Regions from separate parts of the Mus musculus genome. Here regions 1 and 2 are each linked to region 3. A link is a loop called in an ENCODE intact Hi-C map of the cell type or tissue named here. Cell type or tissue: heart. All regions are shown on one strand.

Region 1 (5,000 bases), 140 kb before region 3:
CCACCTTTCTGTTCTGTGGACTCGGTGCAGGTGGGTGGGGTGGTAAACAGTGGAAGAGCTCCTCCCCCCAATTTTATCCCATTTTTTAAAAACCTCTCTCAACCAGTGAAACATCCCCTAAACCTGTCCATCCCTGACTCCTGTCCCCAAGGGAGGCATTGTGGTCCTGTCCCCTTGGTAGAGCTCCTGAGGTACTGTTCCAGTGAGGGGCATTATGAGAGGAGCGGGGCAGCCCAGGAGGTCTCATACCCCACCCGTAATCTGTACAGACTGAGAGGCCAGTTGATCTGCTCTGTTTTATACCAGTAGCAATAAAGATTATTTTTTGATACATCTGTGAGTCCTGTCTGGCAAGAACATGTCAGAGAACCAGCAGAGGTGAAGGTCTTGGTCAACTAGAATATACCCTGAGGACAAAAATGGTGTCAGCTGCCAGAGAGCGTCCAAATCCTAGCAGGTATCCTGGCGCAGCCTGGAGTGTCAGTCAATACTGGTTAAATGGATGAATGGACACTGAATAACAAGGAATGGTGCTTTTCTTTCATTTTTTTTTTAAACTTAAAATTATGTCTGTGTGTATATAAGTATGTGTGTGAGTGCACGCAAATGTTCAAGGAGGCCAGAAGGGGGCGCTGGATCCCTCCAAGCTGTAGTTAGAGTCAGCTGTGTGCTGATATGGATGTTGGTAACCAAACTCAGGTCTTCCACAAGAGTAGTACATGCCTTTAACCACTGGGCCATCTCTTCAGTCCCCCTCCTCCAAGGGACTGGGCTTTTCTGACAGCCTAGATCTGGGACCTGTGATGCATGCCTAGAATCTCAGCACTCCGGCAGCAGCTACAGGAAGAAGAGTTCAGGGCCAGCCTGGGCTGTATGAGACCCTGTCTCACCACCTCCCTTCTCTCCACAAACCAAAGCAAGACGAGTCAGCAGTTGGTGGACAATGAGTCCTGACTGACAGACGGATGCCACAGGGGAGAGTGGTCTCACTTCCCTCACGCCCCTGTTTTCTACCAACCTCTTCGCCCTCTCTGCAGTCCCCAGATCTGCTCTCTGTCCCTATAGTCTCCCTCACTCAGAAAGCCTGGAAGGGAAGGGACACGCAGCCCCGAGTCTGTCTTCTCTCTCCAGCCCGTCCTTCAACTTCCAGAGTGAGTTCTGTACTGTGCAAGTGTGCCCACTGCTCAGCCAGGCTGTGTTTTCCCAGAGTTTCATCCCTTCACTGAACGGGAGCCTTAAAAGAACGCACGTCCAACGACACCTGCACCTCCTCCTCCAGTTGGAGAACAGTTTTTAGAATGTGAATCCTAAGTAGATTGTATTTTGAAAAAAAAAAAAAATCAAACAACTTTGATTCCATCAAACTCATTTCCCAGAAATACAAGAACACATGAGTTGACATGAGACAGTTATCAAAATCTGGACCAGGAAACAGGATAGCTCAATTTCTACTTCAGTGACAGAAATGACAAGAAATTTAGACATGACAGCGAAATGACACAAACTCGCTGTAAAAATATATTCACGAGTAACTGGGGGACCAAGATGAGTCATCCTTTAAGCCTGTCTGAGGAGTTAATCTGTCCCCCCCAAGAAAACCCAGCACCTGAAGTCCCAGGCAGGGGAGCTCACCCCTTCTATGTCAACTAGCAGGTCAGAATCCCTGAGATCGACAGGCCTTCCACTTTACACATAGGAAACTGAGCCTCAGAAAGAGTGACCCACCTGGGGTCACAGAGAAAGTTAGAAACGGCCAGTCCAGCCTGCAGACCGTAGATACCATCTTTTCCAGCCCTGGGGGAGGATGGGGGGGGGTGCTAAGAGCTATGAGGGATGGCATCTACCACCTGGTGGGAGGAGAGACCCTAGTTCTGCAAGTTGTCCTCTGACTTCCTCTGCTACACATGTATCATGGCCTGTGACCTTCCATATAAATAAATAAATAAATAAATAAATAAATAAATAAATAAATAAATAAATAGTTTTGAGGGCTTTCAGAGTGGCTCAGCGGCAGGGTATCAGTGGTTGGAAATGGGCCTTGTGATTGGAGTTGAGGAAAAGCTGTGTGGGAGTGAGACGTGCTGTGGGCACACCACGCACACGTGATTATGGAAGGCTTGTGCATCCTTTAACCTGCCAGTTTCTAAGGCCTGGCACACGGTAGAACCCCTTCCTTCTGGGTACCTGCCTACTTTCCCCGTCGGATTCCAGCATATTTTAACCTCCGCCAACCCTGGTCTACCCTGCTCTCTCACAATCATCAGTTTCTATACGGATTTCACAGTTTTGGGTTCCCTCCTCCCAAGCTGTAGAGCCGCCCAGTCCCACGCGTCTAAGGGATGAACTTGGTATTCTTCCTGCAACCCCTCACCACTGGACGACGGGGTGGTGAAGGGACCTGGAGTGGGTTTAGTGAATAAAGAGAGGCTCCAGGCTGGTGAGACCGGGTTGGAGTTGGAGAGCGCATGCACGCCGGGAGTCCCACCCACACAGATGTGTGCAAGGTGATCCGGTGTCCATGGCTGCCCTCCTGCGGCCAACTCGCCTGCACGACAACACAATTGCTGACAACCTGACGTTTTTTTTGAACGAGGACCCAAATACTCGCCGTCGGTCCCTGGACCCTTCCTAGGGTCTGCAGCGACATCACATCTTGAATCCTTCCCCGCGCAGCGCCGTGCCGGCAGGTGCGCGCAGCAGCCTCGGGTTGGCGCCCCGCGAGCCCCCCCCCGCCCCCCCCGCCCCCCCCCCCCGGGATCCCGAGCGAGTCCAGCCACGCGGCTGCAGTGTCACCCAGCGGCCATTCCTGGAACTACAGGCGACACCTCCCGAGGTTCCCCTGCCCCTCCCCCGTTTCAAAGCCGCGCTCAGGGGCGCGGGGAGCTCCTACCTCGCTGCAGTGCCCGGAAGGGCGGGGCGCGGCGCGGCGCAGCGATGGCGCTGGGCTGTGACCCTGGCGGTTTCACTTCTGGATCCCGCTTTGCTGGGAGAGGAGGACTTGGGTGGGGAGGGCAAGGGCGGTACCTGCGGGCAGGCGGGGTCTGGCGCTCGGGACCCCTGGGGTGTCACGCGACCCACGCCTTCCTGCACTTACCTTCCACCCGCCCCGCCCCCTCCTCCCCCAGGCTCCATTCCGCGGTCCCCAGATCTGTTGCGTGTCCGCAGCGGCCACCGCCCCGTCGAGGCTGCAGACCCCCAAGAGGCGCTGGGCGGCGTGGGCGGCAGAAGGGGAGAGCTGTGAAGCCGCAGGCTCCGGGTTAATCTGCAGGCTGCTGGGACGCCTGGCTGTTTCTCAGAAATATAGCTGCCCCTTCCCTCACCCTCTTGGCTCCCACCTTGCACCTCACCCTTTCACCTCTCCGGAGCCCTTCCTGGGTTGTCTCTCCTAGGTTCCCTGACCCCAGGAATCGGTATCCACCCTGAGAAAGGGGTGTAGGGCACCCCAACCCCCACATCCAGAGCTTCCCACAGATGAAGAGTCAGGAGGAGCCTGGTACCTCTCTGTCCTTACAGACAATTGAGAAAGTGACCTCTTGCGAGAATGTTAGGCTACACTCTTCACCTCCCGTGGCCACCCTCTAGAAGCCCCGAGGTGTAGAGAAAGGAACGGGAACAGGATTCTCTCTCCCCGGGGTTTGTTTTTGTTGTTAGAGGACAGGTCTCTAGAGTCTACTAGAGCAATGGGGTTGACGTTGAGCTTAGAGTCCCAGCCCAAAGAAATCGGAAAGATTCACGACTCCAGGGAAAATTAAAGTCCAGAAAGTGAAACACTCGAGGTCACACAGCAAGTCGTGAGGCTAAGACTGAGACCGGAATATGAGTACCAGCACCCAAGCTGTCCAGAGCTTTGCTGAGGTCCTCTCTCCCTAAAACACACACAGGAAAGGCTGAGAATGTCATTCCAGTGGGGGTGGGATGGGGCTTGAGCTGGTGGTGGGACAAAGTTGGGGGAGGAGGTAGCACGTGCCCCCCTGGTTCCCATCCAGAGCTGTGGTTTATTTGACTGGGCTGCTCTTCTGGGCCAGGGGGCAGAGGGGTGGTGGTGGGGTTGATGGGAAAAAGATTCTGGGGCTTCCTGCCCCCTCACTACTGGGTAGGGGGCGGCGGTGGCGGTGGTGGCAGGTTACATCACTCACAGGCACTCTAACCTCCGTTCTTTCCATCGGAGACCTTTTTCCTTGTGCTTGTTACATATGGGGGGAAAGCTCTGCTATTTGGGGGCAGGGAGGCAGCTGCAGACTTCACAGGTCAAGACAAGAGTTAAAAACAAAACCGCAACAAACTCAACACCCGTGTCCTTCAGGGACTTTCCATGACACCTTCCTTCCCCCTTTCCCCCAAGCCAAGGAGCACCTCCCTAGAGGGCCTCCCCAGCCCAGGTGCAGTGGCTTTTGGCTTTTATGCAAACAACCGTCTGCCCGGGGATGCTCCAGGGGCAGAACTTAGGGCCTGGGTGAACCATCCCACTTTACCACTTACCTCGGGCCAATCCTGGCAGTCTGGACTCTAATGCCCTGGGGGTTTAAGGATGGGTTGGAGGGAGAGGAACTTGGTCCTTGGCCTCCCTGCCCTCAGGTGGCAGTTGCTTGCAGGTGGAGGTTTGGGTCCTTCAAACTTGCAGGTGGCCTGGGTTGTGCAGTGATGTTGGGGGTGGGGAAGTCTGCAGGTGTCGGGTGGCTTCTCTTGCTGGGCTCATCACCCCTTTAAGGCAACACTGGTCCCTGGAGCTAGGGAAACTTAGGCTGGAAAGAATACCCCCTCCCCCATCTCCTCGGAAAAAGAGTTCAAGGCCTCCTTGTCTTCCCTTTCTCTCCCGCAGCTGATTCTGCTTGGGAGGGAGTGGGCTTGGGGAAGTCCACATATATGTCTGGCTTTTGACTAAGGGAAAGCTACTTTTAAATGCTTTACTCTAACATACAAGGCTAGGCTGCTCTCCATCCTCTTCTGCGCTGAAGGAGTTGCTGCTCTAAGTCCTCAAGCATGTCAGCGGTAGAGCTGTT
Region 2 (5,000 bases), 250 kb before region 3:
CGGCTAGGATTTCAAATATGAGTCACCATGCTAGCTAGAACTGTCTTTTATTTGAACTAGGCTCCGGGAAAAAGCTGCTGAAGCCCTCTGAAGCCTCAGTTGTCCCATCTATAAAATGGGACTATCCTAGAAGATTAAATGAGAAACTGCACCTACAGGGCCTAACTCTGTCCAGGAAAGTAAACGCTCCAAATAGGAGTGTAAAAACAAAACAAAACAAAACAAAAAAAAACAACAAAAGACAAACTCAATAACAAACTTGTTAGTGTCTACAGCTTATGTTTGTTTATTCACTCACTCCTTAGTTCATCTCCCCCACAGTACCTCAGAGTCCAACGGAAAGATACATGGTGTGGAGGATACATGTTAAAACCGTGTGCCATTAAAATCGTGTTCTAAGAGCTTTGATTCTAGATTAGAGAGATAGCTCGGAGAGGTTAAGAGCACTGTCTGCTACTTCAGAGGTTCAAGTCCCAGCACCCAAATGGTGGCTCACAATTGTCTGTAATGCCATCCAGGGGATGTGGCACCCTTGTCTAGCCTCTGCTGACATTGAATTGACATGATGCACACACACACACACACACACACACACACACACACATACACACACGAAGTTAAGAGCACTTGGTGTTTGATTCCCAGCACCCACGTGCCAGCCTACAACGTCTGCAACCCTGGGGTATCCGTTGACCTCCTCTAGCATGGCATGCAGGTGGTTCCCAAGCAGGCAAAACACACATACACATAGCAAACCTTTAAAACAGAGCCTTGATTCACATTGAACCAGTACAGAGGGAGATTGGGCCAGGCAGAGCAAGCGACCTTTCCTCCCCAGTGTGGTGGTAGAGACAGTCACATGCTTATAATACAGACTTTTCAGCTGGACATGGTGGCTCACGACAAAACCCAGCCCTCAGGAGGCAGAGGGCAAGAGAATCTCCAGGAGTTCGAGGCCAGCCTGATCTACATAGTGAGTTTCCAGCCAACCAAGGCTATACAGTGAGACCCTGTCTCAAAATAATAACCAGGGCTAGAGAGATGCCTCAGAAGTTTAAAACACTTGCTGTTTATGAGTCGACCATGGTGGCTCATGGATAAATCCCAGTACTCAGGAGGCAGAGGCAGGCAGAGCTCTGTGAGTTCAAGGCCAGCTTGGTTTACAGAGCGAGTTCCAGGACGATCAAGGCTACACAGAGAAACCCTGTCTTGAAACCAAACCAAACTGCCACCAACAAAAAACCCACTTGCTGTTCGTGCAGAGAACCAGGATTTGGTTCCCAGCACCCAGATGCCAGCTTACAACTCCATCTCCAGGGGTTCAGTCCCCCTCTTGTGGCTCTGCATGTCAGTGATGTACAAGCAAGCAAACACTTATACACAGAATTAAAAGTAAACAGATTGGGCTGGCAAGATGGCTCAGTGGGTAAGAGTACTGACTGCTCTTCCAAAGGTCCTGAGTTCAAATCCCAGCAACCACACGGTGGCTCACAACCACCCAAAATGAGATCTGATGCCCTCTTCTGGTGTGTCAGAAGACAGCTACAGTGTACTTATGTATAATAATAAATAAATCTTTGGGCCTGAGCTAGTTGGAACGAGCAGGGTTGGCTAGAGTGAGCAGAGATCCTAAAAATTCAATTCCCAACAACCACTTGAAGGCTCACAACCATCTGTACAGCTACAGTGTACTCACATACATAAAATAAATAAATAAATAATAAAGATAAACAAATCTTTAAACACAGTTCAAAACTCCATTACAACATACGCTCAGCGCTGTTACGTTGTGTTTGTAAAGTGTTTTCTTTTAAGCGCATAGATTCTGATAGGATTATATTGAATGGTGAAAAGATGCTAGTAGATGAATAAGCCTCAGACGACTGTTTTCCACTGTATTGGCCGAGAATGCCCTTGCCCTCTTTTTTTTTTTTTTTCTTTGAATTGTTCTCTCTACTCCCTTTCCCAATCGCAGGCAAAGATGGCCCTGTGCACCCAGCTAGTTTTCCCCAGCTTCTCTAAGGCTGCTCCCCAAGACTTCCTGGGGCCTTCCTTTCAGCTGCCACATGCCGCTCCTTCCAGTTCCAGCTCTGCTGGGGGTGGGGTGGGGTGCGTGGGTGCCAAGGTCACCTGCTTGATGCCTAACTGCAGACCCACATTGCCAGCCAGCGGTGCTGCAGCCCGAACCCTGGCCGATTCCGCCACCTGCTGGCCGTTCCCAAAACTTCATCTCTTAAAGCGGTGGAGGAAGACTAAACGCTTGAAGACTACCTGAAATCCCGAATTGCACTGGGGCTTAAAATTTGATCCTGTTGAATCATCACAACCACTGTACAGGGTGGGCTTTGAAATATACAGGAGCGAGGAGACACAAAGAAACTGTCTAAGTTCACTCGGGACGCTCCGGACCATCCGGGGCTGACAGACTCTTCGCCCCACCTCCCCACCCCCTCCACCCCCGCCCCCGTGTGAATTTATATGCTTGGGTTGAGGAAGGGAAAAGACCCGATTGTACTTTTTCACCTCCTCAAAGGAGGGCAAAGGCCTCACAGCACCTTCCCAGAGTTGTCTTCCAGAGAAGGAACATGTAGTGGCTCTTGCTTGAAGAAGAAGAAGAAGAAAAAGAGGAGGAGGAGGAGGAGGAGGAGGAGGAGGAGGAAGAGGAAGAGGAAGAGGAAGAGGAAGAGGAAGAGGAAGAGGAAGAAGAAGAAGAAGAAGAAGAAGAAGAAGAAGAAGAAGAAGAAGAAGAAGAAAGTAAATATCAGAAAACCTCAAGGCAGTGTGCTCAGACCCGAGGAGGGACCGGTCGGTCACACCACTATACAACCTTGTCAGTCTGAGCGAGCAGGAATTAAGTCAAATGAGGTCTTGAAATTGTTCTTTGGACTTAGCTGCCTGTTCTTCTAACTCAAGCATAATAACCCAGGAGTGGTATATTATTTTTACATCTCATTTGCATATGATTAATTCCAAGTCGAAGTGAATGGGAGTCACGCTGGCTTCTCAGCCCTCCCACCTGTTTGTCCAGTCCCCCAACCACCACCACACCTCTTGCTAGGCTCTGCCACCCCCATCAGCCTCTACCCACTCCTTGCCCCTGGCCCTCCCTCCCCAGTTCCCTGTTCCTTTCCTCTCTGTCACCCACGCAGCCTCCGCCACCTGGCCGCCCACCGCAAAAACTTTTCCCCAAGTTCCTGAGAAGTCGCGTAGGATCCAGGAGAGAAAAATCAAAGTAATAAAACCTCATTTAATTCCTAACGGAGGGCAGAGCTGTGAGCTGCAATTATCTTAATGTGGAGCTATTTTTATTCTCTTTCCATCTCTGTCTCCTGCTTTTCTGTCATAAGGCATTGTCCCCTCTACTTCCCTTTGTCTCTTAATCTCTCACATGGGTCCTCTTCTTTTTGCTCTCTCTGTGACCAATCCCCCCCACCCCCACCCTCCGTCCCTCCTAGCTCTGTGTTCCTCTGCTCTGTGTTTCCCTCCCTCCCTTTCATGTCTCTGGGGTTGAGGATCCAGAGGCATCACACCCGGGCAGAGCTGGACAAAGAACTGAAGATCACCCACTGTCCCCAAAAGTCCATCTTTTGGGAATAAATTGTGCTCCCATCTCCCTAGCACCATGGGGAGAATCCTTCCTGGTTGTTTAGGACAAACCAGTGGTTCCCAGAAATTTCTAATGGGCACTGAGGTACCATTGGGGGTCGCAGCCTCATCCCTGTCCTCTGCCTCCTTTACCCACCACATACCCTTTCACAGCGACCCCAGCGCAGGGGAACTCCAGCCTCCTACCCCCACTTTGACCTAAAGGCTGCCCAGCGACTCTCTTGATCCTCCCAACATAACAACAGGCTGGGTTTTGCCATTCCTCACCACACCCCATCTGGAAGAGGGGTCCTGGGCCAAGCTAGGAACTGGCAGAGATGCCCATGTCCAGGGACAGCACCCCAGAAAATATGTAAGTCAACAAACTGTGGCCAGGCCTAGGCTGGAGGACATGGAGCCTGTCCACCAGAACATCCTATTCCCAAGAGCAAAGCTTGGCCCCTGATGCGCTCTCTCTCTCTCTCTCTCTCTCTCTCTCTCTCTCTCTCTCTCTCTCTCTCTCTCTCTCTTCCCCCAGAGGGCACTGAGTCTGGGGCAGAACAGCATGCCCCTGACCTCATTTCCATAAGACTCCATTGGCCTCTCAGTCTACCCCTGGGGCCAGAGTGCCCGGCTAGGAGTGGAAAAGTTGCCTGTGGAGTTACGGGTGTGGTGGGGAGGGCTCCTGCTGTTCCTGGCCTAAGAGTGACCAGAAGAGAGGACAGCCAACACAAACAGAACCCCAGGAGGGCACAGACAGGCACAGGTCCACACACACACCCCTTCTGGGCACTACAGAGAGGCACTCAGTCCTCGCCAGCCTCAGAGAGGGTAGTGCCAGCTCCTGCGGAGAGACTCAAGGGCTTGGACAGATAAACAAGGGTACTTAACCCACAAAGTAGCCCCTCTTCTCCATCACACACACACACACACACACACACACACACCTCTGTAGAAGAGACTGGCACCTCAGAATGATCACACACCCCCAGCTCTGTTCCCCAACGCACCAAGCCCACACATGTGATAGCACGTGTACGGGGAAGGCAGCCCCCCAACCCTGCCCCTGGGCTGATTCTGTCCCCTCCCCCAGTAGCTGCGGAGAAAAGGCAAGAGACACGTGAATGCTGGGTACATTGTGGCAGGGACTCATTCCCCCCCCCCCCCGGAATTTGCTCTCACATTCACAGCCTCAAGCCCCTCTCCTGCATACCACCCCCCCCCCCGCAAGCTGGCACCCGCCTGCCCATCACCTTGACAGTCTCTGACATCCTCCTCCACACCCACACCCTCCCCCGCACACACGCAGTCCTCCCACACGCTGCCACTCACACCCGCATCTTTGACACTCTGACACACTTACATAGACTCACACGCTCACACCGCACCGACCCCCACCCTCCCCAGCTACAGCA
Region 3 (5,000 bases):
GAGGGAGGTGAGGGCTGGATACCAAGCTGGAAGTGGGCAGGTACTGCCACAGTGTCTATCTGTGCCTCGAGCTCCTTACACACATGTAATCAAGGCAAACATCACATTAATGTATGGAGAAGAAATGTATCAACATGTCTGTAGTCCCTAAACTGACTGTAAGTCATAACACAGGCTCACACGAGAAATTCCCAGGGATGCTGAGGGGTCGTCATGAATCTCAGCACCTAGAAGTTAGAGGCAGGCAGGATCTCTGTAGGTTCGAGTCCAGCCTGGTCTACGAACTGAGTTTCAGCTAGCCAGGGCTACACAGAGAAACCTTGTCTCAAACCCCACCCCACTCCCCCCAAAAAGAAGAAGAAGAAGAAGAAGAAATTCCTGGGGAACGTTGGAAACATACTAGTGTCTAGAGTCAACGCATGAAAAATATGACATAATTATTCCAGATGAACACACACACAAATGATTTTTAAAGCAGTCTTAGAGAGTCCAACATGGAGACTGTTTTTGAACCATCGACTACAGACTCAGCACCTTAGAACCAGGTCTGTTCAGCTCACTCCTCACCTCACATACTTGAGCGTCAGGCTGACAGGAAGCCCTCACTGCACAAGGAAACCACGTGGGGGAGGGTACAGAGATGGCTCCGTGCTTAGAACACCTGTTGCTCTTGCGTAGGACCAGAACTTGGTTCCCAGCACTCCTGTCCAGAATTTCACAACCACTTGTAATTCCAGCTCCAGGAGATCTGATATTCTCTTCAGGCATCCATCCTCAAGTGGACACACTCCCCAGCACACACACATACACAGGTGTGCAAGTGCGCATGTGCACACACACACACACACATGCACACACTTTAAAAAAAATAATACCAATACATCTTTGTCTAAAATGGCCGAGCACATCTTCGCCTCTGACTTCTATCAGTCTCCACGATGCAGTCAGTGTGCATCGCCCTAAGCACAGTTTCCCATCCCCTTGGATCTCCCATTTCTTGAGCCCTGTACTTGGCCTCTCTTTATTAACCACAACCACAGCTCCAGGTGGCCTCTCCCGTGGGTGGATCGACAGCTGCTCTTCTAGCTGCCCTGTGGCACATGCCAGTCCCACTCTGCCTTGGCAGATGACCTCGTCCATGAAGATAACTCTCCAGCAGCAGACAGGCTCAGCCCCCCCCCCCCCCGAACCTTGACTAATCTCCCTGACAGGGTGAGAGAACGGCAGGATGGGAAGGCTCGGAAATGTATGTCCAAGCATTCAGTGGCAGAGTGTCTACCCTCAACTCAAAAGCAACTCACACAGAACAAATGTGAAAGGAAGAGAAAGAAAGAAAGAAAGAAAGAGAGAAAGGAAGAAAGAAAAAAGAAAGAAAGAAAGAGAGAAAGAGACAGAGAGAGAGAGAGAGAGAGAGAGATCTCACCTCATCTTCAGACAGATGTGAACCTGAGAAATGCCCTACCAACATCACAGGGATGAGTCAGAGGTGAGTACATCCTCAGAGGTGATAATATCTGGTACCCTACTCTCTGGTCCCAACCCCATCACACTTCTAAAACTGCATTTTCAAAAGTAAGTCACGGGGCAGTCTCATGACACATAGAGTCCATAGTTCCAGGAAGGCCACATCATTGCTCGGAGAAACCTGGGGCTGGGTTTGCCACTTTGCTATTACAATCTTGAAATTCTTAAGTTTATAAACAAAAGGCCTCACTCACATCTTTTTTTTTTTTTTTTTTCCGAGACAGGGTTTCTCTGTGTAGCCCTGGCTGTCCTGGAACTCACTTTGTAGACCAGGCTGGCTTCGAACTCAGAAATCCGCCTGCCTCTGCCTCCCGAGTGCTGGGATTAAAGGCGTGCACCACCATGCCTGGCTATCTCACTCACATCTTATTTTGCACCAGACTCTACAGTTATGTGTCTGGTCAAACACAAACTCTTACCAAAAAAAAAAAAAACAAAAAAAAAACAAAACAAAACAAAAAAAAAAACCAGCAAAGATTGGGAAGCTAAGAAAGCAAAAGTGTGAGTTCAAGGCCAGCCTGGACTACACAGTATGTGGTCAGCCTGGGCTACATAGTGAGGCACTACATCAACATATACATTAATTAACTAATTAATTAAATTATTATAACAACCCAACAAGGCTCTTAACCTTCCTAATGTTACGACTGTTTAATATAGTTCCTCATGTTGTGATGACCTCCCCAACCATAAAATTAATTTCATTGCTACTTCATGGCTGTAATTTTGCTACTGTTACGTTATAAATAGCAATGTAAATATCTGTTCTCCAGTGGTCTTAGGTGACCCGTGTGAAAGGGTCGATTGACCCGCCCCCACCCCAGGCTGGTGTGACCCCATAGGCTGAGAACAACTGATCTACATCCATACCCATGACTTCGGGTCACCCCTGTCGCTGCAAAACACAGCAGGTGAGTGGAGCAGGAAAACCTGTGTTGGTGTTGCAACCATAAAGTCAAGTCAGACAGTTCTGGAAAATGTAATGAAAACAATAGCTTTTGGACTTCACTGCCACAAGCTCGCTCACGTCCATTCTGCACGGAGCCCCTCCATTCTGCCACTGTTCACTCACAAGGGCTCAGACATAGACACAAAACACTCTCCGGAGTTCAAATCCTTCCTTCCGGCCACCCCCAGGACATCAGGAGAAGGGATGTAGAAGAATGGTGGGACCCCTGCAAACAATCGTTAGGATGAAGGGTCCTTGAATAAGTCATCGCAGTCTCAGGCTTGAAGAAGGATTCAAATTGCCATCCTGGGAGCCCAAGAACATCTGGGTTGGCCTCTAGTTCAGTACTGAAAAGTTGGCAGGAAAACAATTCACCACATCAGACTTAAAGAGCTTTCAACTCCTAGAGCGACCATCTACAACAGCAAACTGAGACTAAACCACAGCGCCTCCTGGTGGTCAGAAGGGTTGGCCCTGTGAAGATTCAGGGGCATCCTCTGAAGATGAGGAAAAGACCGGGTCGGTACCAGGGACCTACAGAGAACAAAAAAAAAAAAAAAAAAAAAAAAAAAAAAAAAAAAAATAGCGGGAGGGGGCTTGTGCTGCAAGTTGCTGAGAGGGAATCGTAGGATTCTGCACCCAGGGCAACCAAACCACCATCCTTTTGGCCAGCCAGGCTCTGGGCAAGAAAAGGAGGTTCTGGGAGGCCATTCTCGCAGCTGATAGGAGATAGCAACTGCTAAGTTATGAGAGGAAAGCCTGGGGCAGGAAATGGAATCCAGACCTGTCTCCCGAACATCAGGGTCTGGGATCTGCTCTCTCTTGGCATTGCCTGGCCAGGCCATGGCTCAGGTATCTGACACCTGGGGCCTAGAGTCATATGCCAGGAAACTCTACACTCTTGGGCCCCAGGTCACAGCTTTCAGCTGCTGAAGCAAACAGGACTTCTGAAGGAAGAAACGGGTCTCCAGAGCCCACTGGCAGGGGGACTACTTCCGGAAAAAAGGCAGGAGCACAGGAGAGGACTCTGCCACCAACCAGGGTGAGAGGCAGGAAGGAGAAGGGAGAGAGGTGGGAAGGTGAGCTAATCCAGGAGCTGAAGCAGGATGGGGTAGATGCTTTCAGAAAAGGGGGAGTTGATGTGCACAGAAGGCGGCGCCAGAGGCACCCGCTACCTACTTGTATATTCTGAACAACCTGGGATCTATCGCTAATATGTCACTCTTGTGACACGAGTGCCAGCCAGGCCGCCTCCCTGGTGTTTACCTGGCCTCCCTTGGCAGTCATACAGGTACTTAGAGGACAAAAATGTTTATTTCAACGAAGGAAATGAAGATTCAAGCAGAAGAAATAGCTTGGACAGGCCCCTTGGGCCCATTTCAGCAGGGCAAAGGGACAGAAGGACCTCACAGATTAATCTAGAATCAATAGAACCCAAACGTTCCAAGTCTAAGGGATTCCTTCCCCCGGGGTCCTGTTGAAGAGAGAGAGACAGAGACAGAGACAGAGACAGAGACAGAGACAGAGACAGAGACAGACAGAGGGACGGTCGGACAGACCAATGGACCTTGGGCTAAGAGAGCCCTGAAAGGACAGGCTTGGGTCCAGAGAGGGTCCACTGAGGGACTCTAGCAGGAGCGAGTTTCAGTGGGACGTAGAATTCTAACTTTGCTCTTCTGTCGTAGGTTCGTCTATTCCCCAGCTTCTCCTCCACTCCAGGATTATGTTTATCTGCGACCATGCCCCTACTAGCTCCTCGCCTCCTGCCCCTCCTGCTGGTGATTGGCACCGGGGGCTCTGTGCCCCGCCCCCTGGCACTGCCCCAGGGCTGCTACGTAGCAGAAGAAGCCGGGGAACAGACATTCCGCTGCAGCCGGGCTGGTCTGAGTGCCGTGCCCAACGGTATCCCCAACGACACCCGAAAGCTTTACCTGGACGCCAACCAGTTGGCATCAGTGCCAGCTGGTGCCTTCCAGCACCTGCCTGCCCTGGAAGAACTAGACCTGTCTCATAACGCTCTTGTTCATCTCTCAGGGGCTGCTTTCCAGGGCCTGGAGGGCACTCTGCGCCACCTCGACCTCTCTGCCAACCAGCTAGCATCTGTGCCTGTGGCAGCCTTCGTGGGGCTGCAGATCCAAGTGAACCTGTCTGCCAACCCATGGCGCTGCGACTGTGCCCTACAGGAAGTGCTCAGGCACGTCAGGTTGGCTCCAGGCTCCGGGACAGGCATTGTGTGTGGTCCAGAAGCCCGACCAGATCTCGTGGGACACGAGTTCCTTCTGCTCACCAGGGAGGAAGAGCTGTGTGGGACAGGACGAGGTGGGACCCGAAGGAGCACGGATGTGGCCCTGTTAGTCACCATGGGGGGCTGGCTGACACTGGTAGTGGCTTATCTGATCCGCTATGTGTGGCAGAACCGAGATGAGACGCGGCGCCCGGTCAAGCGGGCTCCTCCCGCGCAGCCTGTGCGCTCAGAGGACTCCTCTACACTCAGCACAGTGCTCTGAGCTCTTGGCCCTATGCCCCA

The links. Hi-C counts contacts between places; a loop is a spot of excess contacts. Peaks named below come from ENCODE experiments on the same cell type or tissue, not always from the same donor. Only the 100,000 strongest peaks of a DNase experiment are listed, where the experiment ranks them.
Region 1: it touches region 3 in a loop (3-fold over the local background); 4 of 42 quality-filtered maps call a loop at or near these places.
Region 2: it touches region 3 in a loop (5-fold over the local background); 6 of 42 quality-filtered maps call a loop at or near these places.

What each region holds. Positions count from the first base shown.
Region 1 is chr11:98,455,041-98,460,040 of GRCm38, forward strand. Grb7 (growth factor receptor bound protein 7) reads left to right here. Exons shown (of 15, transcript NM_010346.2): 15 at 1-333. It also overlaps a transcript of Mien1 not described here. Among named protein-coding and RNA genes, the nearest start is that of Grb7, 11 kb to the left of the region's middle. In heart, CTCF peaks have their summits at 617 (motif pointing right) and 2,669; DNase peaks (open chromatin) are centred at 2,481 and 2,851; H3K4me3 peaks cover 1,801 bases; H3K27ac peaks cover 1,649 bases; H3K27me3 peaks cover 2,064 bases.
Region 2 is chr11:98,343,247-98,348,246 of GRCm38, forward strand. It overlaps Gm38970 (a long non-coding RNA gene), which reads left to right. Exons shown (of 2, transcript XR_880194.2): 2 at 1-613. Among named protein-coding and RNA genes, the nearest start is that of Ppp1r1b, 2.7 kb to the right of the region's middle. In heart, a CTCF peak has its summit at 2,210 (motif pointing left); a DNase peak (open chromatin) is centred at 2,125; H3K4me3 peaks cover 1,438 bases; H3K27ac peaks cover 606 bases; H3K27me3 peaks cover 2,981 bases.
Region 3 is chr11:98,594,607-98,599,606 of GRCm38, forward strand. Lrrc3c (leucine rich repeat containing 3C) reads left to right here and starts at 3,685. Exons shown (of 2, transcript NM_001195544.1): 1 at 3,685-3,764; 2 at 4,159-4,980. The coding sequence starts at 4,213. The coding sequence ends at 4,980. In heart, CTCF peaks have their summits at 2,936 (motif pointing left) and 3,171; DNase peaks (open chromatin) are centred at 2,925 and 4,875; H3K4me3 peaks cover 470 bases; H3K27ac peaks cover 623 bases; H3K27me3 peaks cover 1,706 bases.